Linked DNA regions of Homo sapiens: regions 2 and 3 are each linked to region 1. Evidence: read pairs that join two places in POLR2A ChIA-PET (ENCODE). Cell type or tissue: CD4-positive, alpha-beta T cell. All regions are shown on one strand. Each heading gives the region's core, and the rest is flanking DNA. Links, peaks and the distances in the headings are about the cores only. Region 1 has its middle 38 kb from the start of LINC02977. Region 2 overlaps UGCG (UDP-glucose ceramide glucosyltransferase). Region 3 overlaps UGCG (UDP-glucose ceramide glucosyltransferase).

Region 1 (10,590 bases), core at 1,501-9,500:
GAGTGCAGTGGCACAATCTCAGCTCACTGCAACCTCCGCCTCTCAGGTTCACACGATTCTCCTGCCTCAGCCTCCTGAGTAGCTGGGATACAGGCGCGTGCCACCATGCCTGGCTAATTTTTGTATTTTTAGTGGAGATGGGGGTTTCACCATGTTTGTCAGTCTGGTCTTGAACTCCTGACCTTGTGATCTGCCTGCTTTGGCCTCCCAAAGTGATGCGATTACAGGCGTAAGCCACCGCACCTGGCCAGGAAGTGTTATACTTTTAAGATATGATCAGATAAGGAACAATAATGCCAGGATTCTTCTCAACAGATGGATTTGAGGAACTTCTCCCTCTACAACTCTGATGAACTGATTCCCATCTAGTCCCTGTGTCCTTATAGTCCAAAGGTAAAATTTTAGGAATTTTTCTGATAGTCCCAATATGGGCCAGAAGTGAATGTCTGGATTAATAAACTATGGCCACATGAGTAGGAATAAGTGTATTCACATGGCACCTGGAGGTCACTCTCTGTGAATTGGGGCCATGATCAGGATGACGGACCCGGACAGGTGCTTTAAGCGATGCTACTGGGAGAATATACACCACGATGTGAAGATGGGTGATCTCTGAGGGTGGGATAGTGGGTGCCTGTTTGCTTTGTCTGTATCATTCAAGGATGATTTGGCTGCAAGTGACAGAAACACAACTCTAACCATTAGGCAGAAAGTGGAAATTATTAAAACGTTAACAGAAATGCAGCAAGAGCAGGGTGCACTGGTCTGGGGACAGCTGGAAACAGCATCTTGGACACTGCTGCCAGGCTCCTCTCTGCATCTCTCACTTCCAACTTTCTCTTAATGTCAGGCTTACTTTCCTCTGAATTTCTCCACATGACAGGAAACATGACGGCAAGAGGTTGCCTGGTCTTGCATCTCCCTGTTTCATTACCAGAAGGAGACTGATATTTCCCCTATCTGATTCCAAATTGTACAACCCCAGCAGGGTGCAGTGGCTCTTTACACTGTAATCCCAGCACTTTGGGAGGCCAAGGTGGGCAGATAACTTGAGGTCAGGATTTCAAAACCAGCCTGGCCAACATGGTGAAACCCTGTCTCTACTAAAAACACAAAAATTAGCCAGGGGTGGTGGTGGGCGCCTGTAATCCCAGCTGCTTGGGAGGCTGAGGCAGGAGAATTGCTTGAACCCGAGAGGCAGAGGTTGCAGTGAGCTGAGATCACGCCACTGCACTCCAGCCTGGGCAACAGAGCGAGACTCTGTCTCAATAAATAAATACAAATTGTACAACCCCAGAGAAGACTCTCATTGCCTTAACTTGGGCAGGAATTTTTACTGTCTTATTTGCCATTGTACCCATACTACCTGGCACGTGGCAGAGCCTCAACAAACACATTAAATGGATGTGAGAGGAATGAAGACTAGTCAAGATGACTACTGAGTTTGGGGACCAGTGAGTGGTGACATCATTAACTCAAGCAGGCTTCAGAGCAGTAACAGTAGGCTTGGAGGGCCCAGAAGCATTGCTTAGCATTAGGAAGGTAACTATCAGAGTCAGACTGTTTGGATTTGAATTCCAGTTCTACCACTTACCAGCTGTGTAACTGTGAACAAGTTACCTCAACCCTCAAAGCTTCAGTTTCCCAATCCATAAAAATGGGGATAATAGTAATATCCAGTTTGTAGGGCTCATTGTGAAAATTAACTAAAATACATTGTGCAAGGTGCTAAATAATCGACTGATATTATTATATTCCTCTTTCAACCGTGCTGCACTATGCTTTCAAATTCATTTTCACGATCTTTGCAGTTAGGACTGATTTTTTTCTAATGGTAGTGTAAGTTTCATGTTTCAATATTTCATGCCAGTTGATCAGTCTGTTTCTCCAGTAAACAGAGCAAGGATATGTGCTCAATCATACTTGCCTCACTGGGAAGAAATAATTTTGCAGTGTCTACCTTTGCTCTGGTCCATGTCATAGCAGAGCCTGTGCTATAAGAAGAGTTTGTAGGTTGCACAAGATGTCACCAGGAATGCTCTTGGCAGGCTTTCAGAGGGCAGTAGCTGGAAGATAGGAGCTGCCATGTTACCAAATATTCAGAGAGCACAGGCCCGACCCAGCAGATGCTGGGAGTGTACGGGGACAAGTATACAGTCATGCTCCCTCATTACTGCTACCCACCCGAAGATGGGATACCCAGAAAGGTTTGGCCTCTCTAAATCTTAAGATTGAAGCTAATTTTCCCCTTCTCTAAGTTTTTAAGTATCAGGTAAGGGATTGAAATACATTTTTTAATGTAGAGAGTATGTAAGTTTGAAAGCAGAAATTACTTATATGGTCTTTTTAATTTCTCTGTATATGAGAACTATGGCTTTGGAGCCACCTGCTCGAGATAGGTGATGCTTGGAAGGTATAAGTGGAACCCAGATAAGAAGGAAATTTTGTGAGTAAATTTTACTCTCTTTTTATTGGTAGAACATATTTTAAAATCTTATATAAAGGTCCTAATTTTTGTAACATCTTCAAATATGTTGGAGCAAATTATATTTTCCAAAGTTGGCCTCACTAATGTATAGCATGACTCACAAGCTCTGATTATAGATATATGCAAATAACAATATGTTGATTACATCCCAGTAGCTATTGACCTTTGAGTTATGACCCAAAATTCAGACCCTAACACTTGACTGAAAGTCTTTTCCTATACTCTATTCTGCCCTAATGCAATGTTAAAAGCCCAGGAGGTAGAGTTAAACACCCTGGGTTTGATTCTCGGTTTACCACTAACCAGTTGTATGACCTTGAATGAGTGATTTGACCTTTCGGTGCCTCTGTTTCTTTATTTGTAAGATAGAGAAATAATTGTCTCAAATTCACGGAGTTGTTGCTAATTGAGTTAATACAGTTAACACCCTAAATATCCTAGAACAGTTCTAAAAACACAGTGTATGTTTAATATATGCTAGCTGATATTCTTCTTCTTTTTTTTTTGAGACAATCTCACTCTGTTGCCCAGGCTGCAGTGCAGTGACACGATCTCGGCTCATTGCAACCTCTGCCTCCCGGGTTCAAGCAATTCTCATACCTCAGCCTCCCCAGTAGCAGGGATTACAGGCGTGCACTACCACGCCGGGCTAATTTTTGTATTTATAGTAAAGATGAGGTTTTGCCATGCTGTCCAGGCCGGTCTCGATCTCCCGACCTCAGGGAATCCACCCACCTTGGCCTCCCAAAGTGCTGGGATTACAGGCATGAGCCATTTCACTTGGCCTATTATTCTGGGTGGTATCATTCAAATGGCTGATACAGAAGGAAATATAGAAGGAAATTGAGAAATACTGTAATCCAAGTACCAAGCTGATTTCTTTATTCTGGTTAATAAGTGAAGCAAGGAATTATCTGTTGACTCTCTCTACTGATACCCGCTCCACTGGTCATTTCTTGAGCAACTGAGAGCATGCTGTGGTGGGACTGAGGCTACCGCTGGAGGGAGCTGGCCTGATTCACACACTTTCTGGAAGCTGAGGGTTGGGAATGGGTGTGTGTGTGTGGAGGGGACTATGGAAAGGAGAGATCAGGGTACTTCGAGGGAAAGCTTACCCTAAGGAGAGAAAGGACTAAATTCAGTACATTAGTTGCACCAAGAACAAACCACATATTTTATTATTTTTCCCAATTTTAGGCCCCACACACTTACAGCAAGCCATGCCAACCCTCGGCCTTGGTGCAGGAGAAGGGGCAAAGCCTATAAAGTAAGGGGCTGGGTTGAAGGTGCTGGGCCAGGAGCGAACTCTGGAAGAGAGAAGAAGAAAGGCGGAGTCCTGAAACCGTCCTGCTTCACTCAAGGAGGAAGAAGCAGGGCCCTGCCTCCCCCTATTTCCACCTGAACCCCACTTTTTTTTTTTTTGATCCAGAGTCTTGCTCTGTCACCCAGGCTGGAGGGCAGTGGCATGATCTTAGCTCACTGCAACCTCCACCTTCCAGGTTCAAGCGATTGTCTGCCTCAGCCTCCCAAGTAGCTGGGATTACAGGCGCCCGCCACCACGCCCAGCTCATTTTTGTATTTTTACTAGAGATGGGGTTTCATCTTGTTGGCCAGGCTGGTCTCAAACCCCTGACCTCAAGTGATCCGCCTGCCTCGGCCTCCCAAAGTGCTGAGATTACAGGCATGAGCCACCGCGCCCAGACTGAACCCCATATTCTTAATAAGTTACTACATTTATCCCATCCTGTTCACCATGAGCACCATCATATATTGAGTCTTTTCCAATTATTTTATTTAGGCCTCATGAATTACTCTGAGATATATGCGTGTGTGTGTGTGTGTGTGTGTGTGTGTGTGTGTATACATATATATATATTTTTTTTTTTGAGACGGAGTCTCGCTTTGTCACCCAGGCTGGAGTGCAGTGGCATGATCTCGGCTCACTGCAACCTCTGCCTCCCTGGTTCAAGGGATTCTCCTGCCTCAGCCTCCCAAGTAGCTAGGACTACAAGCCCACACCACCACGCCCGGCGAATTTTTGTAGTTTTAGTAGAGACTTGGTTTCACCATGCTGACTAGGCTGGTCTTGAACTCCTGACCTTAGGTGATCCACCCACCTCAGCCTCCAAAAGCGCTGGGATTACAGGTGTGAGCTACCATGCCTGGCCTGAGTTCAATATTTTTCCGTCCAGGTAAGGATGGGAAATTCAGTTTCCTGTTAAAACTAGAATTTAAATCCAGTGCCAGTTCCAAGACTCATGAATTACACCACACTGACTCCCACAGTGAAAAGTTGAATTCTTTTCTGAGACAGAGTCTCACTCTATTGCCCAGGCTGGAATGTAGTAGCATGATCATGGCTTAACTGCAGCCTCGGCCTCCCAGGCTCAAGAAATCGTCATACCTCAGCCTCCCAAGTAGCTGGGACTACAGGCATGCTCCACCACACCCAGCTAATTTTTGTATTTTTTGTACAGATGAGGTTTCATCATGTTGCCCAGGCTGGAAAATTTAAATTTTTATCCCCATAAATCCAATCCCTCCCCTAACTACAGTTCCGGGAAAAGGAGGGAAAATTGGACGGTAGATATCAAAGCAGACTGGAGGCCTATAATAACAGGATATGCTGAGCACAGCAGAGCTCTTGGGTTATCATAAGTGCCAGTCACCTGCTCTCATCCTGCCTGTTTACAAGTCAGGAAATGAAGTGAGGGGGAAATTGACAAGTAAGCAAACTCTAGAAGTTTTGTTCATCCGCGAGACAGAAAAACGTCAAGGTTCCAGACAGGCTGAGCATGTAGCTCACGTCTCCTGCAGCCACACCAGACTGGAGGCCCAGTAAGATAAATGCCATCATGAATGCGCTCGCATCCACAAGCAGAACCCCTAGGGCACCAGCAGCTTCTTCTCCTGGCCAGTTCTGGTTGATGGACTCACGTAGGCTCACAGACTCATAAATACTTAGTTCAGATCCCAGCTGTCCTGTGTCCCCTCATAGGGTTGCTGTGAGAAATACAATGAGACAACATCTGTTAAGGACTCGCACAGTGCAGTGTTCACTCACCTCACTTGTCAAGGGTAATTCTAGACTTCTCCAAAAGGTTACAGAGTCCTGACAGTTCAAGGCCTTAGATATTTCAAATTAGCTTTCTTCCTCAGCCTCAGTTCAGGCTATCAGAACGCTCCACCAAAACGTTAAATCTGACCTCATCATAGTCACATAAATACCAGTTTGAAAGAAAAAATAGTTTATAAAACAACTGGCCGGGCGTGGTGACTCACGCCTGTAATCCTAGCACTTTGGGAGGCTGAGGCAAGTGGATCACGTGAGGTCAGGAGTTCCAGACCAGCCTGGCCCACATGGTGAAACCATATCTCTACTAAAAATACAAAAATTAGCTGGACGTGGTGACGCATGCTTGTAATCCCAGCTACTCAGGAGGCTGAGGCAGGAGAATCGCTTGAACCTAAGAAGCTGAGGTTGCAGTGAGCCAGGATTGCACCACTGCACTCCAGCCTGGGCAACAGAGCGAGATTATGTCTCAAAAACAAAAACAAAAAGCAACTGTAAGCGTGTATTCTATGGTCACACCACACAGTTCACTGTTAATTAATATAATTTAGAAGTCCTCTTACGGCTATCTTATGGAATAGCACATTCTGTATTATGGGAAAGTGTGGTTTCCAATTGTTTTGGTGGGAAGAGTCATTTCCAGGTTAGAGTTCCTTATCTCCTCATCATGGTTGACCTTGAGTGCATCGCTGGTCTAGGTGACTTAATTCAGCAGTGGTGGTTCCTCTTCAGGGGTAAACCCCAGATGATTTTTTTTTTTTTTTTTTTGAGACGGAGTTTCAATCTTTTTGCCCAGGCTGGAGTGCAATGGCGCAATTTTGGCTCACTGCAACCTCCACCTCCCAGGTTCAAGCCATTCACCTGCCTCAGCCTCCCAAATAGCTGGGATTACAGGCATGCACCACCACGCCCAGCTAATTTTGTAGTTTTAGTAGAGACGGGGTTTTGCCATATTGACCAGGCTCGTTTCAAACCCCTGACATCAGGAGATCCACCCACCTCAGCCGCCCAAAGTGCTGGGATTACAGATATGAGCCACCACACCTGGTCATGATTTTTTTTTTTAGACATTAGTTAACACCTGGTACATTCACAATGCTGTATAACCATCACTACTATTTCATTGCAGAAATCTTCATTACCTTGAAAGGAAACTTCATACCCATTAAGCAGTCATTTCCCACTCTCTCTTCCAGAACTTGGAAACCACTGATTTGCTTTCTATCTCTATGATTTGCCTATTCTCGATATTTCACATAAATGGAATCATTCAGATCATTTTTTTAAGAGGTGAGGTCTTACTATGTTGCCCAGGCTGCAGTGCAGTGGTCCATGGGTGCACTCGTAGTACACGATAGCCCAGAAATTCCTGGGCTCAAGCAATCCTCCTGCCTCAGCCTTTCGAGTAGCTGAGACTACAGGTATGCACCACCACTCCTGGGCAAATAATGTATTTTGAGAGCCAAAGCTAACCCATCTGACTGAGAGATCCCCACTTGGGGGGGCCCTGGGCCAATCAAGGATCCCCAGTTCACAGACCCCGTCACAGTCTATCCCCCTTCGACAGCCCCCAATGAGTGGCTTTCTCAGATGAGAAAAGAGGGTTGGTTGAGCTGCTTCTTCAGTGATTCCCATGGGCTGAAAACCCAGTTTTCCTCTTCCCTGGGCTTATCCTGACCCAACCTGGCCTTACACATCAGAGCCAACTGCTCCCACACTGCGAAGAGCCATTCTGTTGTAAGAAGTGTGCTCTCTGATGGCATATAAAGCCAAGGAATTAGAGACTAAGAAAAAGTGGCCAGAGAAGTAAGAGAAAAACCCAGGATTGTGAGATGTCATGGGGCCCAAAGGAAAGCAGACTGAAAAAAACAAGAGAGGAATCAACAGTGATCAAATAAGGTGAGAACTGCAAGAAAGCAAGCTTCAGGAGAGAAGTTTTGATGGCAAGAAGCCTCAGCTAGAAACCACACTGCTATGGGTTGCAGGTGGAATAGGAGGCAGAGTGGGTGGGGTGGAGGCAGTCAGGGTAACTGACACTCTCAAGAAGTTTGGCTGAAAAGGAGAATAGAGAAAATGAGTCGCATCCAAAGAGGAGCATTCACTGGGCATGGTGGCTCACACCTGTAATCCCAGCACTTTCAGGGGCCAAGGCAGGCGGATCACCTGAGGTCAGGAGTTCGAGACCAGCCTGGCCAACATGGTGAAACCCTGTCTCTACTAAAAATACAAAAATTAGCTAGGGTGATGGTGGGCAGCTGTAATCCCAGCTACTCTGGAGGCTGAGACAGGAGAATCGCTTGAACCTGGGGGGCAGAGGTTGCAGTGAGCAGAGATCACGCCACTGCACTCCAGCCTGGGTGATGAGTGAGACTCTGTCTCAAAAAAAAAAAAAAAAAAAAAAAAAAAGAGGAACATGGGCTCTAAGGCGGGTTATTTGAGTTTTTTTTCGTTTTATGTCGTTTTTAGAAAGGGTCTCACTCTGTTGCCCAGGCTGGAGTGCAGGGGCACAATCATAGCTCACTGCAGCTTCAACCTCTCCAGGATCAAGTGATCCTCTCACCTCAGCCTCCCGAGTAGCTGGGACCCCAGGCACGCACCACCACACACAGCTAATGTTTTTGTATTTCTGTAGAGACGGGGTTTCGCCAAGTTGCCCAGGGTGGTCTTTAACTCCTGGGCTCAAGCAATTCTCCCGCCTCAGCTTCCCAAAGTGCTGGGATTACAGGCATGAGCCACTGCACTCAGCCTATTCTGGGTTTTTATGTGTTTGTTTTTGGACCTGGAAGCAGAGAGCATGTTTTCATGTTGATAAAAATGCTCTCTTGGAGGAGAGATTGCAGGTGCAGGAGGGAGGATAACCACCTATTGTGCCTCAGAACGCTGAGGATGGATCCACTACAAAGATCCTTTAAAGGGGGACCTGCCCCAGCCATGAAGGCCTCACGGGATGATTCCACCGGCACACAGTCTGTCAAACATGCCTGGAAGCAGGGAGACTCTTGGCGGAGACTCTTGGCAGAGACTGCGATGGAGAAGAAAATGGCAGTGCAAGGTGCAGGCTGGGGCTCCAGGGTGAACTCAGCCTCTTCCCCAAAGTAGCCTCTTCTCACGCCAGAACGACTTCCTGTAAGTGTCTTAGACGAGGAATTGGTACAAGGTCAGCCTGGCTCCTGTCAACGTACCTCCCCAGGGACTTCCTCACAGCAATCTTAGAGGTGGACAATGCCTCTATTTCAGTCTTTCATTGTGGAAAAGGAACAGAAAAGAGTATAAAAGCAGGATTAGGGCAAAGCCAGAAAACAAGATTTCTGACTCCCAGCCTCTGATCCTGCCCCATCCGATGGAGGCGACATCCCTCCGAAGGAGCTGGTTCAGAGAGGTGAAGCAGCTAAGTGGTTGAAGGAGGTAATCAAAGTAACTGCACAGAGCACATTTCACGGGAAGAAGTACAAATAATATCTCCTTTTTTTAAAAAAAATAAATAAACTTGGAGGGTTGTGAAATTAGCCTGTCTCTGCAGGATGTACATCCTGAGATTTGTTTGGCCTCTCAAGGATAATCGGCTCTCTTTCCAATGAGATTACACAAAAGCCAGGGCCAAGCAGGAGCAGAGAGGCAACTGTCACATCTCACGCAAAGTCACATTATCAGCCATGGCACTGGTGGCTGGGTGGCAGATACCAGTGTACTCCAAAAGGGTTGGGGGCTCCGAGTGTGCATCAGCTTGCAGCATCAGTGGAAGCATCGGTCAGCTCTGCTCCTCTTCCTGGCCTTGGGGCCTCTCCAGGCCGCCCCCCACTCTGACATCTGATCCCATTCAGACTCTCCCCCCGCTGTTCTCTTGGGTATTCCCATCACAGCTATGATCATGAGATTATGCTGTGTTTGTTAGAGGCACAGTGGGAGGGTGAGAGAATGGTATTAATTCTCAGGACTAGTTACAACCCTCCAAAGAAGGGGAAAATGCGTGGTGCAAAGTGTTTTTTCCAAAGCTAGGCCTTATCTTGCCCGCAGTGTGGTAGCCACAGACAGGAGCGTCAGCAATTTTGTATGCCTCCTGCGTTGGACCGCAAAGGAGACAGAGGTGGTCCTAAAATGCACTTTCAGGCACTATCTCATTTAATTCTCACACTTCTGGAGGCATAGGGGTTGTTGCTGGAATTTTGCAGATGAGGAAATGAAGGCTTGAAAATGTTAATGATCGGCAGTGGTCATACAGCCAGTGGAAGAACCAGAGTTCGAACCCGGGTCGTGCTGATTCTTGTCCAGTATGGCTCACCTACCTGAGATTCAGTCCCTGAACTCAGAAACTCACAAGAAATGTATAAGTGTATCTCATTCTATTGTGCTTTGCTTGAGTGTACTTTACAGATATTGTGTTTTTTACAAATTGAAGTCTTGTGGCAACCCTGAGTCCAGCAGGCTATCGGTGCCAGTTTTCCAATGGCATGTGCTCACTTCATGTCTCAGTGTCACATTTTGATAATTTTGAAATATTTCAAACTTTTCCATTATTATGTCTGTTACAGTGATTTATGATCTGTGATCTTTGACGTTGCTATTGTAACTGTTTTGGGGTGCCACAAACCATGCCCATATAAGATGGTAAACATACTTGATAAATGTGTGTGTACTGACTGCCCCACCAACTGGCCATTTCTCTGTCTCTCTCACTCTCCTTGGCCTTCATAGGGAATAGGGATCCCCTGAGACACAACGATACTGAAATTAAATCAATTAATAACCCCACATCCGTCTGTAAGTGTTCAAGTCAAGGGGAGAGTCACACATTTCTCCCTTTAAATAAACACTAGAAATGATTAAGCTTAGTGAGGAAGGCATGTCAAAAACCAAAAAAGGCTCATAGCTAAGCCTCATGCGCCAGACAACCAAGTTGTGAATGCAAAGGAAAAGTTCTTGAAAGAAATTAAAAGTGCTACTCAGTGAACACACGAATGATAAGAAAGCAAAACAGCCTTATTGCTGATATAGAGAAAGTTCAAACGGTCTGTATAGAAGATCAAACCAG
Region 2 (10,590 bases), core at 1,345-9,344, 75 kb before region 1:
AAAAGGGTAATCTTACTTTGTCCTTTTCATGTGATGAATTTGGAAGGGCCCTTTAAATTTATTATAATGGGATTTTATATGAAATTTGTTGCACCTTCATGAAATAATATTAAGTATAGAGACAAAGCTTCTAGAGAGAGGTTGTGTTTATTTTGCTTCCTTTTGATGTCACTTTTTACTCTGCTAGGCACCCTGTGAGCAGTTAGTAAATCTTCAGTAGTGATGGCCATGGACAAGCTTGAGATCCAGTTAATGGAGATTAACTAGGAGATTCCTATCTGGGAATGGCAAGACTGCAGTTGTGGGCACTGCCAGTCTCTTCCTTATTTATTCTGCTTGCAGATAGGCTCCTAATTAGAAGCTTCACTCCATTAAAGCAACACTTGTTATCATAAGTGTTTGCATCCATTGTGAATGCTCTCTTTTAAAACTTTGCATAATACAGTTGCTTGTTTTTTCCTGTGCTTTTTGTTCAATCAATACATGCTAGTAAGTGCTTATTTTTTTAAAGAATTTAATTTACATACAATGCTTTTTGACTAGTATGAAGTGCTCCTTTGTGTACAAGATCATGATGATCCAGCCATTGATGTATGTAAGAAGCTTCTTGGAAAATATCCAAATGTTGATGCTAGATTGTTTATAGGTAAGTAACAAATTCTGTAGTAACCATTTTCCATTGATAGTATTAAGTATCAGTAATCTCTGCATTGAACTGAAGATTAAGGTGTTAGCCATGTTTGTTTTAAACATGTTTGTTGGAGTACTGAGAGGTGTTTACGTCCTTTTGAGAAAAGTTATAAAAACAAAGGTTTTTTTTTTTCATATCTGAGATGAACAAAATCACACACAAAATAATATTTTTCCCATTAATCAGACATGAGGGTCTGTTATTTTTTGTTTCTTCAATATTTTAAATGTGTGGCCTTTTCTGTATCTTACTGACTATAATTGGAGTGAATGATAGAATTCACTTTTATTACATTACAAGAAGGGTATTTTTCCAAAAGCCTACAGGCTTATTTGAAAGACTTGTAGAGGTGTGTTTGCCATTAGTGTTTTTTTTTTTTTAACATAGAGCTGATGTGGTCTCTCTAAAAAACCAGTAAGTCGTATAAAATGATATCAGATCTTTGCTATTTGAAGATCGGGCAATGATTTAAATTTTTTATTAGCTTAAAATGCAAATTTGAAAATTAATATAAGTGTAGCATGCCTACGAATTAATCAGGACCATTACAAATCTATCAGCTCATGGTCAGAGATGCTCATTCTTCACATGTGCTATCTTAAATTATTTACTGTCATATATTTATGGGGTTTTTTTGGTTTTTTTTTTCTTTGATACGAATTTTTTGCTCTTATCACCCGGGCTGGAGTGCAATGGCACAATTTCAGCTCAGTGCAACCCCTTCCACCTGGGTTCAAGCAATTCTCCTGCTTCAGCCTCCTGAGCAGCTGGGATCACAGGCGTGCATCACCACGCCCAGCTAATTTTTTTGTATTTTTAGCAGAGACAGGGTTTCACCACGTCAGGCTGGTCTCGAACTGCTGACCTCAGGTGATCCACCTGCCTCGGCCTCCCAAAGTGCTGGGATTATAGCCTCCCCAGTAGCTGGGATTACAGTCAGGCACCACCACGCTCAGCTAATTTTTTTGTATTTTTAATAGAGATGGGGTTTCGCCATGTCATACTGGTCTCGAAGTCCTGACCTCAGGTGATCCACCCCCCTCGACCTCCCAAAGTGCTGGGATTACAGGCGTGAGCCCATGGTGCCTGGCCATGTGTGTTTACATTTAATAAACCTTTATTAAATATAATCTTACTGTATTTATGAATTTATACTGTTTTAATTATAGCTTCAAAATAACGCCTGTAGCTTTTTCCCTTAGGATTATTTTTTAAATTGACAAATAAAATTTGTATATATTTTTGGTGTACAGCACGATGTTTTGAAATATATATATATGTACACATTGTGGAATAGCTAAATTAAGTTAATTAACATATGCATTACCACACATATTTATTCATGGTGGGAAATCTCTCTTAGCAGTTTTCAAGTAAACAACATGTTGTTATATACTTTCTCATGTACTTATACTTTATTTGTGGTGAGAAATCTACTCTTAGTCATTTTCAAGTATACCATACATTGTTGTTACCTATAGTTGCCATGTTGTACAATTGCCATTAAATATTGACTCATACTTAACTACTAAGGCAAGGACTTAAGAATTAGAAAAAGTGAAACAGTGAATTTTCAAAGATAAATGATACAGTTTTCCTTTTGAGAATGGACAGTTTTTTCCTAAATATATTATTATGAATAATAGAGAATGTTAAATAATATGAAAGTATGTTTAATTATTAAATATGCAAGTATTCTCATTTCTATCATGTATCTTTATACTATAAAATATTTTTAATGTTGCATAAATCTTTTACTACTGTACCTTTACATTTTTAGGTGGCAAAAAAGTTGGCATTAATCCTAAAATTAATAATTTAATGCCAGGATATGAAGTTGCAAAGTATGATCTTATATGGATTTGTGATAGTGGAATAAGAGGTGAGGTTTTTTTCTTATTTATTTTATAAAACTATTAATTTGAAGATAAAATGCTAAAAGCAATCTCAGATACATTCATGAGTTCTTTTTATTTGCCTAAAAGAGTAATTTATTTCATCATCATTTCATGGTAATATGTCCAGTTATGCTTACTAAGATTTTGATTTTTTTAATCCTAAACTAGAATGTTACATGTATTAAAATGTTTTCATTTTGAAGAGAAAATTTCAACCATTAAATTAAAAATGGTTGTGGTTCATTATATAATCTGCAAGCTTTCCCATGGGTGTAACTTTTCCCTTGTTTGCCTGACACTTATCTTTAATGTGTTTCGGCTTGCGTAATACACCGTCTCACAAAGGGACAGAAATTAATAGGTGCATATTTTACTAAAACACATACACTTATCGGACTATACACATGACTTTTTACTTAAATGATTTTAGCAAGAAGCCTTTCATATACTGAAATTATAACTTGCATTTTCGAACACTCATAATAGTTTCAGTGTTCTATAATATTTTCTTATATTCTAATTGCCTTAAGCTTCTCAACCCCAATACTGTTCACATTTTAGGCTTTGTTGTGGGAGCTGTCTTGTAGGATGTTTAGCAGCATGCCTGGTCTCTACCATGAGATGCCAGTAGTACCCCCTTCTCAGTAGTAAAAGCAAAAATATCTTCAGATGTTGCCGGATGTCCCCTGTGGGGCAGAATTGCCCCCAGTTGAGAAGCACTGACCTAGAATGAGTATTTAAGGTCCAAATACAACTTTTCTTTATACGGTAGATTTAGTTCTTAAAGACTTGGAGGAAATGAAAAATAAGGTCATGTAAAAATGATATGAGATGTTTGCTAAAGATTGGGCAATAATTTAAATTTTTTATTAGCTTAAAATGCAAATTAGAAAATGAACATAAATGTTGCACTCCTATGAGTTAATCAAGACCATTACAGATCTATCAGCTGGTCAGAGATGATGTTCATTCTTCATATTTGCTATCTTAAATTATTTACTATCATATGTTTTTCAGTGTACAGATCTCTGTTCAATATAATCACGTTCCATTCCTGTGTGGAAATCTGATACTCACAGAGAAAATAGTCTCATTTCCTATGGTTGGAGAGTAGAGAAGCCAGCACGAGAACTGAGGTCCTTTAGCCTCTGCTCCTGAGCCTTTTCCACTAGGACAGATTGTCCTTATTCCAAATTAGAAGTTCCAACAGGGGGTAACTTTTTCAAAGTATATTCTGCCTCTGGTACATAGTAGGTATATACTGGGCTAAAAAATGTATAAATTAGCTTTCGAGAATTAGGCCCTTTTGAAATTTTGTATTCTCCTCAGAAAGGTGGTTGAGATTCATTTTATTAGATCCATATGTTTAAAATAATGTATTTTATTAAGAATGTAATAACAATTCACAAAATATATTTTATATTAATGGGCATTCTACTAAAAACAAATTTTCTTTTCTCCCCCTCTCTGCCTTTTTTTTAAATTGTAGTAATTCCAGATACGCTTACTGACATGGTGAATCAAATGACAGAAAAAGTAGGCTTGGTTCACGGGCTGCCTTACGTAGCAGACAGACAGGGCTTTGCTGCCACCTTAGAGCAGGTGAGTATGGTGGTTATAAATCATGTTCATAGTATCAGACCCCTCATTTCCCAGAAGCTTGAGACTATGGGAGCTGGAATTAGGTATCTCAAGTTAACTGTATTAAGTCCATTTGGGAACCTGCTGTGTTCTAGAAGCCCTGAGTTGAGAGCAGCTGTTTTCATTAGTGAGGAAATTCTTGGGACCCTGACTGTACCCTGGCAGTGAACAGCTGTGCGCAGGAAATGCCTGCGGTCTTATTGCCAGCTGAACACAGTCTAACCTCTTGCCTTGTAGTATTCACTTCCTGTTCTAGAGTTCAGTTCTTTATATTGTTCTTTCAAACATTCGATCTGAAAAGAACCGCTGGCCCCCTCCCCCCAGCCTTTTTTTTTTTTTTTTTTTTTTTTTTTTTGCGACAGAGCCTTGCTCTGTTGCCCAGGCTGGAGTGCAGTGGCACGATCTCGGCTCACTGCAACCTCCACTTCCCAGGTTCAAACGATTCTTCTGCCTCAGCCTCCCAAGTAGCTGGGATTTCAGGTGTGCTACCACACCTGGCTAACTTTTGTATTTTTAGTAGAAATGGGGTTTCACCGTGTTGGCCAGGCCGGCCTCAAACTCCTGACCTCAAGTGATCTGCCTGCCTCAGCCTCCCAAAGTGCTGGGATTACGGGCATGAGCCACTGCGCCCAGCCCTCAAAAGAACCTTTTTAAAATACCACAAAGTATTTCAAATATACACAAAAGAAAATGTATTCATACAAGTCCTTATAAAACCTATTTGATGTCCTTTTAAAACATATTTCTAATAATTACCTGAGAAACTTATGTTTTCATTTTATTTTTTCTCCAACTTAGAAATAGTAACATCCATAGGAAACTATAAATAATGGAAAAGTATAAGATGCAAAAAAACAAAAACCAACAACCTAGAACCCTAACAATTACAGGAAGTTTATGGGGTTTTTTTGTTTTTTTTGTTTTGTTTTTTTTTTAGATGGAGTCTCGCTCTGTCGCCCAGGCTGGAGTGCAGTGGCGCGATCTCGGCTCACTGCAAGCTCCGCCTCCCGGGTTCACGCCATTCTCCTGCCTCAGCCTCCTGAGTAGCTGGGACTACAGGTGCCCGCCACCATGCCTGGCTAATTTTTTGTATTTTTGATAGAGACAGGTTTTCACCGTGTTAGCCAGGATGGTCTCGATCTCCTGACCTCGTGATCCACCCTCCTCTGCCTCCCAAAGTGCTGGGATTACAGGCGTGAGCCACCACGCCCGGCAGGAAGTTTCTGGTTTTAAAAATAAACATTGTATCATTTGGACACTTTGGAGTCTTTATTTCCCCCACCACCCCCTTCTGGGCCCTTTAGAAAACATTGTTGAGATAGTATTCTAAAAATAATCTGTATCTTATTTTTGTGACTTTGTAAGCTTTTCCCATATCATTAATAGCTTTTCATAAAAGTAATTTTTATTGGCTGTATCATAGGCCATCGTATGTGTGTCCTATGCTTGAGTTAATCATTCCTGTACTGTTAAACATTTGGGAGGAAAAATTTGTTGTAATGTTATAAGGACAGATATGTGATTTCAGTCTTTAAATATGTCAACTTGCTCTTAAGCATATCTGCATTTATATTCTTTTGAATTGCAGTCTTATGATTGCCACATATCTGAAGGGGTAAAGGTACATTGTGGGAACTTGCATCTGGCCTTTGGCAGTTTGAACCATGAGCTCTTTCTTAATATTGGCTGTAAATATATTTGTCCTACTGCAAGAAATTGTTAGTCTTAAATACCAGAATTTTTGTTTAGAAAAAGAAACTGAGTAGCCACTTTAAAATAAAATACAATGTGTTCTAGTATACCAAATTGTATTTTTGTCTTAGAAATATCCAAATTGATACAGATGTCAATAACATCTCTGTGATGTGTATGTCAATAAACATCTCCCAGAATACACCCATTGCCTTAGTGTAGGTTTAATCTCTGGAAGTCACTCTGCCATACTTAGAATTAATCATTCTCAACTGTAAAGAGCACATTCAGCTCAGTGACTAACATCTCATTCCTAAGACCTCAATAACTACTAAGGAATTAAGATATGTGCCTCTGTTCTTAGAAGTCAGGTTCAGTTCAGTCCCACAAACACTAGGGCTTCACTGGAGTCTGGGTTCAGGGTAGGTAGCAAGAATCATAATCATAATTGCCCCTTAGAATTCTCTTGCTCTGCACTGTGTGTGTAACTCCTAAGAAAGATGACTACTCTTTATTTCAGGCTAATTAGAAAAGGCAACATATCTGAGGTGTAAATAATAAATAGGATTTTATGTCTACTAAGTAGGGTAATAACAGTCCTTTTCTACCATTGATTTATCAGCGTATATATCTTATGACTTCAGAGTATATGCAGAGAAATGGCAGTAGCGGATGAGAGAATTTTAGTATCCCCGTTATGAAAAATACATTGAAAAAAATGGAGAAATTGGGAAGAATCTTAGTGACTAAGGGAGAGGGAGCAGCTAGCTACAAAAGGATGCAAGAAAAGGAATTAAGAAATAGGATTGTGTCCCCTCCCCACCCCCCACCCCCCAAAAAAATAGGATTGTCCCGAAGGTTGATATACCTATGGGTGGTGTGTGTATGCATGCATGTATATATACACACATATACGTAACATACAAATATGTATATTGATCCCAGTAAAGTAGATGTGTGTGTATATTTACATGAACACCCTAAAAACAAGATACATTGAATATTTGTTAATATTTTATATATCAATGAGTGATATTTTTACCTTATTTTGTATCTAAATTAAGTTTTATTTGGATGCATTTTTAGCTTACTAACTGTGCTTGCTCTATGAAAGCAATATTGTCTACCACTTTTTATTCAGGTAGTCTACGTAAGAATAATAAGATATTCACTCAATCATACTTATAAAAAAACCATTGGGAAAAACAGTTCGTGAACACCATGCTTTTAACATGAAATTCTAATCATACACGTTTGTGGTTTTTTGGGCAGGTATATTTTGGAACTTCACATCCAAGATACTATATCTCTGCCAATGTAACTGGTTTCAAATGTGTGACAGGAATGTCTTGTTTAATGAGAAAAGATGTGTTGGATCAAGCAGGAGGACTTATAGCTTTTGCTCAGTACATTGCCGAAGATTACTTTATGGCCAAAGCGATAGCTGACCGGTAAGACAACTAAATGAAGCCATAGTATTTTTATTACCTAACTTCTGTTGGTTTATTCTTTTTGTTCAACCTATAGATTAGGGCTTTTTAATTTAATTTTATTTTTTTTGCTAGTAAGTACAGAATAGGTCAATAATTTTATTATTTTGTTTGTTTTTGAGACAGAGTCTTGCTCTGTCACCTAGGCTGGAGTGCAGTGGCGCGATCTTGGCTCACTGTAGCCTCTGCCTCCCGGGTTCAGGTGATTCTCATGCCTCAGCCACCAGAGCACCTGGGACTACAGGCATGTACCACCATGCACACTAATTTTTGTATTTTTAGTAGAGATGGGGTTTCTTCATGTTGGCCAGGCTGGTCTTGAACTCCTGAACTCAAGTGATCTGCCCACCTCGGCCTCCTAAAGTGCTGGGATTACAGGTATGAGCCACCACACCCAGCAGATCAATAATTTTATAGAGTAATTCATATTCTAATTATAGAATTGTAGATATGTACTAATGAAGAAGGTAAATGTTCTGATTCCTCTACATTTTTCAAATTAATGTGTTTTAAAGCGATTAAAAGTAAGTTTCTCTGTGTTTAGAATTTTTACTATATAGATACAAATTTCTGTGTTTTAGAAGAATTAAAACTATCAGTGCAGTCATAAACTAGTAGGTGAAAATTTAAAGACTATCATTTCAAAATTTGAAATTTGTCAGTGAATTATATGATACTTTGCTAAGAAGCCACTGAAAGATTCATATGACTGACTTAGCATTTCTCTATCACAAAATACTTGTTTTGTTTTGGTTTTTTTTTTTTTTTTTGAGACAGTCTCGCCCTGACATCCAGGCTGGAGTGCAGTGGCGCAATCTCGGCTCACTGCAGTCTCCGCCTCCTGGGTTCAAACGATTCTCCTGCCTCAGCCTCCCAAGTAGCTGGGATTATAGGCACCCGCCGCCACACTCAGCTACTTTTTTTTGTATGTTAGTAGAGGCGGGGTTTCACCATGTTGGCCAGGCTAGTCTTGAACTCCTGACCTCGTGATCCGCCCGCCTCAGCCTCCCAAAGTGCTGGGATTACAGGCATGAGCCACTGCATCCAGCCTAAAATACTTGTTTTTAAAGGAGATCACTGCCTTGTGTGAGAATTCTTTTAAATTTTTTAAAAACTGAAGTGTGTTTTAAATACAAATTCTGTCATGATTGTGTTCATGTGGTTCATGGTTTCCTAGTGTCTCCCATGAGATCCATAATGCCACTTTCTGTTTACATGTCTTGTTGTTTGGTTAGTAGTCATCAGAGACTAATCTATTAAATATGGAGCCCTCTCCATTTTTTTTCAAAATGACTGCATTTTAAGTTTCTTAAATTGTAAAGTAAGGTGGGTACAGTTTCTTCTAGTTCTTAGATGGTGCTGTCACGGGCCAGCATAATTGCTAAAACATCCATACGTATGGTAGACCTTAAGTCATGTGCTAATCATGAAAGCTGGGCTCACCCTGAATACCGGCAGTTGCCTGGTCTTTATAATGATTACTGAATGCATAACCAGTTACGCTTGCATGTGTTCATCATCATAACTTATTTTCTAATTATCTTAATTTTCAGAGGTTGGAGGTTTGCAATGTCCACTCAAGTTGCAATGCAAAACTCTGGCTCATATTCAATTTCTCAGTTTCAATCCAGAATGATCAGGTAAATCAACTGTTTTCTTTTTATACTTCGTTAAAAGGAAAGTGGGGAGGGGGGTGGTAATTTTTACAGGTTTAATGTAGTTAAATGAATGTACCTAAAGGTTGAAGATTTTTGTTTAGTTGCAGAAAATAGAGTTTAACGTCTGTGTTTAAGATAAATTTAATGTCTAAATGTATTTTATTTGCTGTATAACACTGAAAGCACTCATTAGAGAAATGTTGAGACTGAATTTTTTAATATGCTGATCTTTATTTTCTAACTTTCTGTGCTGATTAAATTTTATTATCTGTATTCATCAGAGCGTAGGCCATACAAATGAATTTAAAGACATTTTTCTTTGACATCCTAGACAAAAATAGAAAAGAGAGTCATTAAAAAAAATTTTTAGGTTGTGTGTGGTGGCTCACACCTGTAATCCCAGCGCTTTGGGAGGCCAAGGCGAGAGGACTGCTTGAGCCCAGGAGTTTGAGACCAGCCTGGGCAAAATGGTGAAACCCTGTCTCTACAAAAAATGCAAAAATTAGCCAGGTGTGGTGGCGTGTACACCTGTGGTCCCAGCTACTTGGTGGGATGAGGTGGGAAGATCGCTTGAGCCTGGGAGATTGAAGCTACAGTGAGTGCCACTGCACTCCAGCCTGGGTGACAGAGCAGAACCCCGTCTCAAGTAAAAAAAAAAAAACAAAACAAAAAAAGTTTAAAGAGAATGGTCTTTCTATCACAGGGTAAAAAAATTGATTATTTGAGGGAAAAAAAAAAGGATTTGTCTTGTAGCCAGGATATTGTTTTAAAGAAAATCCTTTTTGTTTTTCCAGGTGGACCAAACTACGAATTAACATGCTTCCTGCTACAATAATTTGTGAGCCAATTTCAGAATGCTTTGTTGCCAGTTTAATTATTGGATGGGCAGCCCACCATGTGTTCAGATGGGATATTATGGTATTTTTCATGTGTCATTGCCTGGCATGGTTTATATTTGACTACATTCAACTCAGGGGTGTCCAGGTATGTGGATAGGCATGAAAAGGTTGGCAGTCCCTTGGTGGAACTAGAACTATTTCAATTTAGAAAAAGTTGAAGGAAATGTATCTGAGCCATTCTTCAGCTTCCCATTGTAGGTTAGTCTCGGGTTTGAACATGACTTTCTCTAGTGGAATGTTGATGCAAAACTTAAGTCGATTTGCAACTTTCTATTGGTTATATAATCGCTTTTATTAAGTTTCCAAAAACATGAAGTTAATTAAATCAGTGAGTATTGAAACTAATAAGACATTAAGATAGCAGTTATTTTAATGCTTCATTAACAATTAGCATTTTCTTGAACGGTATAACATGGCAGTTAAATTACATAAGGAAGCAGACTTGATTTTACATAGTATACTTAGAAAAGTGAAATCCAAGAATTTAATTTTTTAACCTTGTCTTTAGTTTGACAGTGAGTGAAATTAAAAAATTTTTTTTTCCATTCCTAGGGTGGCACACTGTGTTTTTCAAAACTTGATTATGCAGTCGCCTGGTTCATCCGCGAATCCATGACAATA
Region 3 (10,590 bases), core at 603-8,602, 64 kb before region 1:
TAGAGTATTAAGAGGGGACAGGATGAGTTTACTCTTAAAATTAATCAGTATCAAACTAAGTCTACTGTGTGTGTTTTTTTTTTTTGTTTTTTGTTTTTGTTTGTTTACTATTATAGTAAGTCTAGTCTTATTTAAATTGGATTTTTGTATTCAAGTTTATATGACAAAATAGACTAGATCAGCGCTGGTTGTAAATGCATGCTGTACCTCACTGTTTTCTCCCCATCATGCCGCTAAACTTGCTCGCCAGGTTGTGCTTAACTTGTGGTGAACTGGACTTGATTCTGTTTTGTTTTGTTTTTTTAAAAAAAAAAAACAAAAATGTAAGGGACAGTGCATAAGCCTTTTCTTTGTTAAGTAGTGGTGTTTTGCTTTTTCTTCAGGATTGGATGGCATGTTGTCCACAGGAATGCCTACTGCAGGGCTAACACTGGCAATATGGCAGCTTTAAATTCTGAGTTACTACAGTCTCCATGTCAAAGCATAATGTGTAGCATATCAGCAATAACTACATATTTATAGAAAACACTTTTTCACTTTACTGAGCCAATTCATTTAATTGTCAAATGTCTATATCCATGGTTTAAATGGCAACATATCTATAAGTATGTATACACATTATATTTAAGCTTTTCTCTGGGCCAAACTGCTTCATCCTTTTTTCTTTCTTTTTTTTTTTTTTTAGCCTTATGATGAATTTGTTTGAAGGGCATTTTCTTTATGAACAAAGGCTTGGATGCATATTCCTTTCTTTCTGTGAATGGGTATTATTCCCTGAGGAAAGTTGCACAGTGAAAACCAGTCTGGTTGTGACCCACTACATGTTTTGTTTTTAATCACTATTACCTGAGTTGAACTTTGCTCACCATGTTTGTACTTGTTGGTCTGTTTAATGAAGTTTGGTTGATGCCATCCTTTGCACTGCCGAAGCGTAATCTTGTGTATTACTTAGCTCTCTGCTGATCTCAGTATGGACAGTGTAACAACAAAACCAAAATGGCTGGACAGACTTCTTGTGTTTTGTAAATATAAACTAGGACAGTTCTGTAGGTTTGTTCAGTGTGCTAGTGGAGTATTTCCTTAATGTAAAACTTCACTTAACAGAGAGATTCTTTGTTTAGCAAGCTTGGAGTGATGATAAAATGGTAAGAAATAATATAAATGTTGAAGAAAGCATCACAACAGAACTATAGGAGTCTAAATTTAATAAATCTTTAAAAAAAACCAGTGTCTAGAATATATACCATGTTTTATTATTTAAAATCATTGTCTTAAATTTTTGTTCAAAAAATAAAAATTTGAATACAATCAAAACGTTAGCAATAGTGTATTTTTTGTTCTTCTGTATTTTTATAAGTAGCATGTTCCACCATTCACATCAGAATTATTAGAAGAGTTCTGTCAAGTATTCCTTTTGAAATCTTCCTTTTACCTGAGCCATAGGTAAAATAAATAAGGACATAGGCAGTCCTGTGACTTAAGTATGGCTTTTCTACATTGGTTGCCTGTTAAAATCACCTGGAGAACTTGTAAAAAAAAAAAAAAATACACAACACACACCCTGGGCCCTGTACACAACACACACACACACCCTGGGCCCTGTACACAACACACACACACACCCTGGGCCCTGCCCACATAGATTTTGGTGTAATTATTTTGGGTGAGGCCTGAGCTCTTCTACCCGTGATTCTACTGTGAGAATGACTGGCTCGTAATGACCTTTAGAAAAGAGCCAGTGGTCCTTTGGGCCCCTCTCCCCCCGGGCTCACAGCTTGAACTCAGCCTTTTAGATCTTACCACTCTAATGGCTAGAAAATGTAAATCCAAAGGAAGGAATGGAGTGGCATTATTACTTGAGACCCAGATGGGAGATGCACCTTACATACTTTCCAAGGCCAGGTCCCTCCCAAGCTGGAAGCCTTTACAGGCCTGTTTTACCACCATCCCATGAGAAAAGAATGTTCTTAACTGGAGAACAAATCCGGGGTAGAAAGAATCCGCTCTCAGCTGATATTTTTGTCTCTCCGTAGTTCCTGTGTTGAAACCTAATGCCCAATGTGAGGAGGGTCTTTCAAGGTGAGGCCTTTGGTAGGTGATCAGAGCCGTCAGGATGGGATTGATGCTTATAAAGGAAACCCCAGAGAGCTTTCTTGCCTCTTCCGCCATGTGAGGATACGGCAAAAAGGTGACCAGCTATGAACCAGAAAGTCAGCTTTTACTAGCCACTAAATCTGCCAGGGCCTTGATCTTAAACATTCCAGCCTCCAAAACTGAGAAAGTTTTGTTGTTTATAACCCACCCAGTCTATGGTATTCTGTTATCGGAGCCGTAAGACACAGTCTAAAAGGGATCTGGCCCAGTAAACAAACATTCCTTCTCATTTGTGTACTTCTAACCCTACAGTTTAAGAAATGATCAACACAAAGTTGAGTATGTCTTAGAATTTCATAGCTAGGTGGATCTTGAGGATCCCTCACCCTTATTTTAGAATGAAGAAGCTGAGACACCCACGGTGAGAGCTGTGATCATAGGGTTAGGTAGGCATGGTGCTGGTGGCAGAGCTGGGAGTAGCCCCTCTATCTGGTCCCAGTGTGGTATATTTCTCCGCTGGACCACATTTAAATTTATGCTTACACTGGCTTGAAAATTTACCTAGACCTTAAGGGGGAAAAATATCACAGTTTTAATAACCATCTGTATCCTAACTCAAAAATTGTTCTAGAGAACCAGATTCAAACCTGTAGAACAAGAATGTAAATTACTATAAAGCTCATTTAAAGTGAAATGCTTTACATACATGATTGATAAGATTGATGCATACCACAAGACTGTGTTCATGAGAATGGAAATAGTTCAGACCTTTCCTTCTGAAGTTTATCAGGATCTAGTGCTTGAGTTATTTATTTATTCATTTCAAGTTATAGTTTACGACCATATCAAGTTCATTTCGGTGAAAAGAAAGCAAACCGCAAAATGGTGAGTACCTGTCTCTGCAGAGCTGCAAGGATATGTGTTTAGTTGGGTAATTTGCTTTAAAAATATTGATACCTAGAAAAAAGTTTAAAATCACTATCCTAGTATTTTCTAAAAACAAAAATACATATCTTTAAGAGATCCCTAAGCAGCTAGTTTCCTAAGAACCAAAATGTGCTAAGCCTTTCACATGGCCCCTCCTCAGTTCCGAGAGAAATTGGCAGAGACTGTGGGTGTCTGGAATGGTTTCATGTGGTTGTGCTGTTTAGACTAATCATCATTAAGACATCCATGCTAATAGCATGGACTTGTAATTATCTAATTTAAGCAATTTAGGGATATCATTTATTCTTCTACAGGACTGAGAGTATCTGCACCCCTCCTCTGCTGCCTGCACACCCCATTGCGGTCATGCCACCTTTGTTTCCCAACCCTTGTCACCAGATGTGAAACCTCTATCATTTCCCCTCATGACTGACGGACACCAGGCCAGCCTAAGGAACATGCTGGAGAAATCCAGCAGACTATTTATTGTGCAGCTCTGGAGCAGGGGAAAGGAATGGGTTAGAAGTGGTGACTTGGGAGTAATTTCCCTAGAGGTGATGGCTGAGACAGTGACTATAACTAAAGTCAAAGTGCCATTTAGAGAGACAATGGAAGAAAAACATCTAGGAAAAGAGGCTGCCAAACCTGGGGTCCAAATGGGCTTTTTGGTAGCTATGGGACTTTAGGAAGCTTCCTTCATCTTTCTGAGCCAAGCTTTCTTAACCATGTAGAATGGAGATACTAAAGCACCTGAGGTGGTAGAGATGATTCGATGAGGTCATGTACATGAGCATAGGGACAGTTAGTGCCTTTTTCCTCCCAAAGAAGAAAGAAATAGTAAAAGGAGTGCCACAGTAGCCTTGGAAAGAGAGATTTCAAGAAGGAAGTGGTCACGGGAGGGGCCGTTGACCGTAAAGGATGAGAAGAGGCTGGTGAACTCTGGGGCAGGAAACTCCCTGTAGAGTTGCCAGCGTGGGTCTCCGCCATAGTGAATTGTCTCAGACGTTGATAGATGAAGTGTCTGCGTGGGAGTAATACAGCTTCTTTATGAACGATTTTTCTTGTTTTACACAGTGATATATTTTCTACAGTGAGAGACAAAGGGGTGGGACTTTCAAAGACAGAAATTGCTCCTGACCCTGAGAGCACCCATATGACTCTGATGCCAAGGAAACAGTTTAAGAAAGGCAGCTCCCAGGAAGCCAGTTCATCAGAGTGGAAGAAGCAGAAGTCAGATGCTTTAGGTTTGGCTGCGTGTGAAAAAGACATGAAAGCGATGGGCACAGATATTTGGAAACTGCAACAACGATGCATTTCCACCCAAGGTCCCAGTAATACTAAGCCAAAAAACTAAGCCTGACTTGAATTTGTGAGAAATGTCCTAAGAAGTTGGGTCATTAAGAGACGATGAAGGGGAATTGTCCATCCCCATCTTCCAGTCTCCTGACTTTATCCTAGACTGTCTCCCAACAGCATAATCGGCATCCCGGAAGCAGCTGTGGGCACCCTAGCCCTGCCCACAGTCTGCCCTTTTTCATTTTGTTCTGATTCGCTTATTTTTGGTTATATTGCTTGTTTTACTTCCTGCTTTGTCTCTACATTGACTTGGAGCTTGACTTCTGACTTCAGCTTCTTCCTCTGACCCCATGTTCCTCAGCCTTACTCCAAGCCCAGGAAAAGGTGGTCCTTAATTTTCTATTCTCATTTCACATCACCATCTCTCCAGCCTGAGCTCTCCACCCCCAACCCAATGGCTCACTCTCACCAGCCGACCCTTTTCCGTGTGGAACCAGAGCTTCCTTGCTCCCATGCTGTTTCCTTGCCCTGAAAGTTTCTCTCCCTTCATCCTCACTTTCCCTGTCTATGGGGATACTCTCCTTCTTTATTGTTGGTTTTTTTGTTTTATTGTTTTTTGAGACAGAGTGTCACTCTGTCACCCACCTGGAGTGCAGTGGCGCAATCTCTGCTCACTGCAGCCTCCACCTCCTGTGTTCAAGCGATTCTTGTGCCTCCGACTCCTGAGTAGCTGGGATTACAGGCGTGCACCACTACATCCAGCTAATTTTTGTATTTTTAAGGGGTTTCACCATGTTAGCCAGGCTGGTCTCAAACTCCTGTCCTCAAGTGATTCGCTTGCCTCGGCCTCCCAAAGTGCTGGGATTACAGGCGTGAACCACCGCACCTGGTCAACATACTCTCCTTTAAACCTCAACTCACATTCAATTCAGGACCTTTCCAGAGTTGTGTGTGCCCACATTTTGTCCCTTTCATTTTGTCAGGCATTTCACTTACGTGTCTGCAGGTCATTTCCAGTTTTCAGGGGCCTGGACTTTGCATATCTTAGTAGTCCTTTTTTGTGCTTTTTTCTCTTTGTACCCTTCCCTCCAGTGCATTCATGTAATAGTCACTCGGGAAAGGTCTATTGTTGACAGTCAAGCCAGAATCAAAACATTAATTCTGGCACATATGTCATTTAATACCTTTCCACCCTCTCATTGTGTTAGTAAGGTGTTTGCTATTTCATGCTCCCAACCCCCCCACCCTCACCCTACTAAAACAAAAGATTTCTCTACACATGAGTAAAATACTAAAATTTTATTTTCCCCTTCTAGAATCTTCTAGTTCTGGTTTTGGGTTTTTGTTGTTGTTTTTGTTTGCTTTTTGTTTTTTGAGACAGAACCTGCCTCTGTCGCCCAGGCTGGAGTGCAGTGATGTGATCTTGGCTCACTGCAACCTCCGCCTACCGGGTTCAAGCGATTCTCCTGCCTCAGCCTCCTGAGTAGCTGGGATTACAGGTGCACATCACCACGCTTGGCTAATTTTTGTATTTTTAGTAGAGACGGGGATCACCATGTTGGTCAGGCTGGTCTCGAACTCGTGATCTTGTGATCCGCCCTCCTCGGCCTCCCAAAGTGCTGGGATTACAGGCCTAAGCCCCTGCGCCCGGCCTGTTTTTTTCCTTAAACTTTGAGAAGCTAGCAGTTTTTGGAAGGAATCAAGAGGTGACCCTGTCAAGTCTATCTTATCAACATCCTACAAGCCCATTGATTCTTGTTGTGTTTTATTTTCTTTAAGTTACACATTGGTTTTGGATCATAAAAATAGTACATATTTACTATAAACCTGAAACATAAGAAATGAACAAAAGCCCTTCTAGGTAGATACTCAAGAGAACTGGAAACAAAACGTCCACATAAAAACTTGAATGTTCATAGCAGCATTATTCATAATAGCCAAAAGGTGGAAACAACCCAAATGTCCATCAACTGATGAATGTACAGACAAAACTTGATCATATACAGACAATGGGATATTATTTATCCCTAAAAAACAAAGGAACAGCCGGACCCAGTGGCTCACGCATGTAATCCCAACACTTTGGGAGGCCTAGGCGGGCAGATCACTTGAGGTCAGGAGTTTGAGACCAGCCTGGCCAACATGGTAAAACCCTGTCTCTACTAAAAACACAAAAATTAGATGGATGTAGTGCCACGCGCCTGTGATCCCAGCTACTCAGGAGGCTGAGGCACGAGAATCGCTTGAACCCAGGAGGAGGTGGAGGTTGCAGTGAGCCGAGATCACACCACTGCACTCCAGCCTGGGCAACAGAGTGAGACTCTTGTCTCAAAAAAAAAAAAAAGAAAAGAAAAAAGAAAAAGAAATGAAGTATTGGTGCATGCCACAACATGGACGAACCTTGGAAATGTTAAGTGAAAGAAGTTGGATACAAAAGGCCTCATAGTGTATGATTGCGTTTGTATGAAATGTCTAGACCAGGCAAATCCATAGAGACAGGAAGTAGATTAGTGGTTGCCATGGGCTAGGGGATGGGAGGAATGAGGCATGGCTACTAACAGTGGTCATTACTAACAGGGTTTCTTTTGGGGTGATAAGAATGTTTGCAAAGGAAAAATAAATATCACTCTCAATGTATTATTTCCTTCCCACATTCTGGCACATACTGCTGAAGTGCTTTCCAGAGAAGGTGTGTGCGTTTCTCATTACTTGTCATCCTTGTTAGGAGTCAGAATAGCTATTTTCTAAATCTTTCTAAATTTGACAGATGAAAATGTACATCATTCTTTAAATATATGGCTTTTTAATGGCTGGTAAGATCGAGTATTTTTGTATGTATGATTTTTATCATTTATTCATTGGATTTTCTTCCACTTCTTAATCTTATTTATTTATTTATTTATTTATTTATATTTATTTATTTATTTAGAGACCGAGTCTCGCTCTGTTGCCCAATGTGGAGTGCAGTGGTGCGATCTCGGCTGACTGCAACCTCCACCTCCCAGGTTCAAGTGATTCTCCTGCCTCAGTCTCCCAAGTAGCTGGGATTACAGGCACCCACCACCATGCCCGTCTAATTTTTTTATTTTTAGAGGAGTTGGGGTTTCACCATGTTGGCCAGGCTGTTCTTGAACTCCAGACCTCAGGTGATCCGCCTGCCTTGGCCTCCCAAAGTGCTGGGATTACAGGCTTTAATCTTATTTAAATGAGGATCCAAATGTTTTCTTATTGCCTGTTCCACATCTTTTCCTTTTAGCAATATAAAATAGCTTTTATATTGCCAAGCTGAGCCCTTCCCTCTTCTAGAACCTTTGCATTTAGGAAGGTGTTTCCTCAAGGTAAGATAGAGTAGGCATGGAAATAATCGATTAGCATTTGTGCAACTAAATGGCCCATGGAAGTTGTCCAGATCAAAGATTAGTCTTCCCAAATTTGCTTTCCCTCCCTCTTTTCAAATAAAACCATTTTCAGCTTTGAAGTAACAATATTTTCAGAGTCTGTATATATCTGCATTTGTGAAATAAAGCTGACTTGGCCTTTGGGTACTGTTTTTTAGATACATTCCTGAACTTCATTTGTTATTATTTTATAATATATTTCCTAGTCTTCAGAGTTAGAATATGCTAACCGTGCAAAGTCAGTTGGGCTATTTTTATTCCTATGCTCCAGAAAAAAATTACTTAGCTAGGAATTATCTGTTCCTTAAAAGTTTGAAAGAGGCTGGGCGCAGTGGCTCATGCCTGTAATCCCAGCACTTTGGGAGACCGAGGCAGGCAGTTCATTTGAGGTCAAGAGTTCAAAACCAGCCTGGCCAACATGGTGAAACCCTGTCTCTACTAAAAATACAAAAATTAGTGGGCATGGTGTTGAGTGCCTGTAATCCCAGCTACTCAGAAGGCTGAGGCAGGAGAATTGCTTGAGCCCAGGAGGCAGAGGTTTCAGTGAGCAGAGATCACACCATTGCACTCCAGCCTGGGCAACAGAGTGAGACACTGTCTCCAAAAAAAAAAAAAAAAAAAGTTTAAAAGAATGTATCCATAAAACTTTATGGGCCTGGCATTTTGATAATATTTTCAATTTATTTCATTGATAATATTCAGTTCTGTGTTTGTAAAGTCAGTTTTAGTCATTTATACTTTAGAGACGCATATAGCATGTTCATAATTCTCTTCAGATGTTTTCTTTTTCTGGTCATATATGCTGTTGAGCAGGAGGTTTGCAGCCTCCGTGCCAGTTGAACTTGGGCCTCTGTCATCTAAGAACAGAGCTGCAGGCAAGTTCATCCCTCCCATGTCTATCAGCAGCTTCCCCCTGTGAAGAAAAGCTGAGCCTGTTACTCCTCCTCTTAAAACACTGTAATGGCTTGATGTTGCCATCAGGATAAAGCCCAAGCTTTTCTCACAGCAGAGAGGCCATTTTAGGTTAGGCCCCAGCCAACCCCTCCTGCTTGTCTCTCAACTCTTTTCCTAACCTGTTCATATAAATCCTCCTCAAAGTAAACTTCCTCCAGGTTCCTGATGCCTGGCCTTTCCCGCGCTGGACCTTGGTGCATGTTGCTTTCACCTGGGTCCCCCAATTCCTCTAATTAAGCCCTGCTCGGCCCTTGGGACTCGACTCAGAAGCCAACTCCCCCAGGAGGGCTTTTCTGACTGACACTCACATGGTTATGTACCCTGTGTCTGTGCCTCCCCAGCCTCACCCTTCTTCTGCTCTAGCACTTACACTAATTATTTTAATTGCCCCTTTAGTTCTTTGTGTTTGTCATTAGATTGGAAATGGCAAGGGCAGGGAGGGTTCATAAATTACTTGACTTTGTGTCCCAAGCACCACATGTAGAACCTTACACAAAGTCCTTTTTATTGAACAAATTAATGAACAAATACAGGTAAGCATCCCTGTCTCACTAGTATTAAGCCTATAGCTGATCACACAGTGGTGAGGTGTGTAGATTGTACAGACAGACTTAGGTTCACTTTCCAGCATCACCATTTGTATCCTGTACCGTGTCTCTACGCCTCAGTGGACACCAATGTGAGAAGTGAAGGGAATGATGCATATGAAAAGCTACATCCTCAATAGAAGTTTTGTGTTGCTATGATATGGATCTTAAGTACTAGACTCCGTCACTGAGCAAAATGAAAGCTTGGCTACCCAATGGACAAAGTCACTTTTCTTTTTTTTTTCTTTTCTTTTTTTTTTTTGAGATGGAGTCTCGCTCTGTCACCCAGGCTGGAGTGCAATAGTGCAATCGTGGCTCACTGCAACCTCCACCTCCCGGGTTCAAGTGATTCTACTGCCTCAGCCTCCCAAATAGCTGGGATTACAGGCTCCTGCCACCATGCCCAGCTAATTTTTGTGTTTTTAGTAGAGATGGGGTTTCACCATATTACCGAGGCTGGTCTCGAACTCCTGACCTCAAGTGAGGTCTCCCTCCTCGGCCTCCCAAAGTGCTGGGATTATAGGTGTGAGCCACCATGCCTGGCCCAAAGTCATTTTTCTTTCCTCAATACTTGAAGAATTGTTTATCCTCTGATAGAGAGGGTTGCATGATCTTTTTGAGGGGAATTGACCTTTTGCCCTTGATGATTCAGAGTAAATATTCTAGTGTTCAAGGAGAAAATCAATCTGATTCATTTGAACTATTATAAATAGTACTATTGTAGCCAGCAATAATATTGTCCAGAATGTTAGAGCTGATGGATTGATGTGCAAAGCTTAGGAAGCAGCTACAAGACCTCATTGCATAGACCTGTGTTCCTGTAACAATATTCCACAAAATCTGAAAGCTAAAGTGTCTGCAGCAGAGCATTGCACATATGACCTGGAATCAGATGCACCCACATCATAGGCAACACTCAAGGGGCTTTACCAGGTTGGAATGCTTCCAGATGTTATTCATTTAGTGGACAACTTGTTCTATATAATTCAAAGACAATTTCCCAGGTGTTCTCTTCTCTGAGCACTGAGAGCAGTGAGCACGTGGATGCTTAGGTCTCTCCAGGCCATGTGGAAGAGAGTTTTCTTCCATGCAGCTTTGTAGGTTGTCAGACTGTAGCATGAATCAGAATCATCTTAAATGCCAGCAGCAGCACCCCCTCCCAAGTGAGGAAAGCAAGGACTCTTCAACTTTATCAGCTTTCCTGAGGTTCTGATGCAGGCACTTGCAGCCACTCTTACAAGAACATCTTGGTAGAGGTTTATCCCCAGGAGGATGCATGTTCCACAAGTCAAGGTTGGTGGAGTGGAAGTGGGAGGCTTGCGGCCTGGAGGGTT

The links. ChIA-PET counts read pairs that join two places held together with the same protein. Peaks named below come from ENCODE experiments on the same cell type or tissue, not always from the same donor. Only the 100,000 strongest peaks of a DNase experiment are listed, where the experiment ranks them.
Region 2: POLR2A ChIA-PET joins it to region 1 with 16 read pairs; 12 of 35 experiments call an interaction of 5 or more read pairs at or near these places.
Region 3: POLR2A ChIA-PET joins it to region 1 with 26 read pairs; 12 of 35 experiments call an interaction of 5 or more read pairs at or near these places.

What each region holds. Positions count from the first base shown.
Region 1 is chr9:111,997,472-112,008,061 of GRCh38, forward strand. No RefSeq gene overlaps it. Among named protein-coding and RNA genes, the nearest start is that of LINC02977, 38 kb to the right of the region's middle. In CD4-positive, alpha-beta T cell, for the core only: no CTCF peak of the experiment used is centred there; a DNase peak (open chromatin) is centred at 5,210; H3K27ac peaks cover 1,008 bases.
Region 2 is chr9:111,922,306-111,932,895 of GRCh38, forward strand. It overlaps UGCG (UDP-glucose ceramide glucosyltransferase), which reads left to right. Exons shown (of 9, transcript NM_003358.3): 3 at 544-646; 4 at 2,472-2,573; 5 at 4,079-4,191; 6 at 7,195-7,373; 7 at 8,966-9,052; 8 at 9,865-10,054; 9 at 10,522-10,590. It overlaps MIR4668 (microRNA 4668), which reads left to right and starts at 9,795; the gene lies at 9,795-9,864. RefSeq lists a silencer at 4,333-4,492. In CD4-positive, alpha-beta T cell, for the core only: no CTCF peak of the experiment used is centred there; a DNase peak (open chromatin) is centred at 4,436.
Region 3 is chr9:111,934,056-111,944,645 of GRCh38, forward strand. UGCG (UDP-glucose ceramide glucosyltransferase) reads left to right here. Exons shown (of 9, transcript NM_003358.3): 9 at 1-1,314. It overlaps LOC124902250 (a long non-coding RNA gene), which reads right to left. Exons shown (of 2, transcript XR_007061735.1): 2 at 9,151-10,590. Among named protein-coding and RNA genes, the nearest start is that of MIR4668, 7.3 kb to the left of the region's middle. RefSeq lists an enhancer at 3,830-4,139. In CD4-positive, alpha-beta T cell, for the core only: no CTCF peak of the experiment used is centred there; a DNase peak (open chromatin) is centred at 3,976; H3K4me3 peaks cover 937 bases; H3K27ac peaks cover 1,024 bases.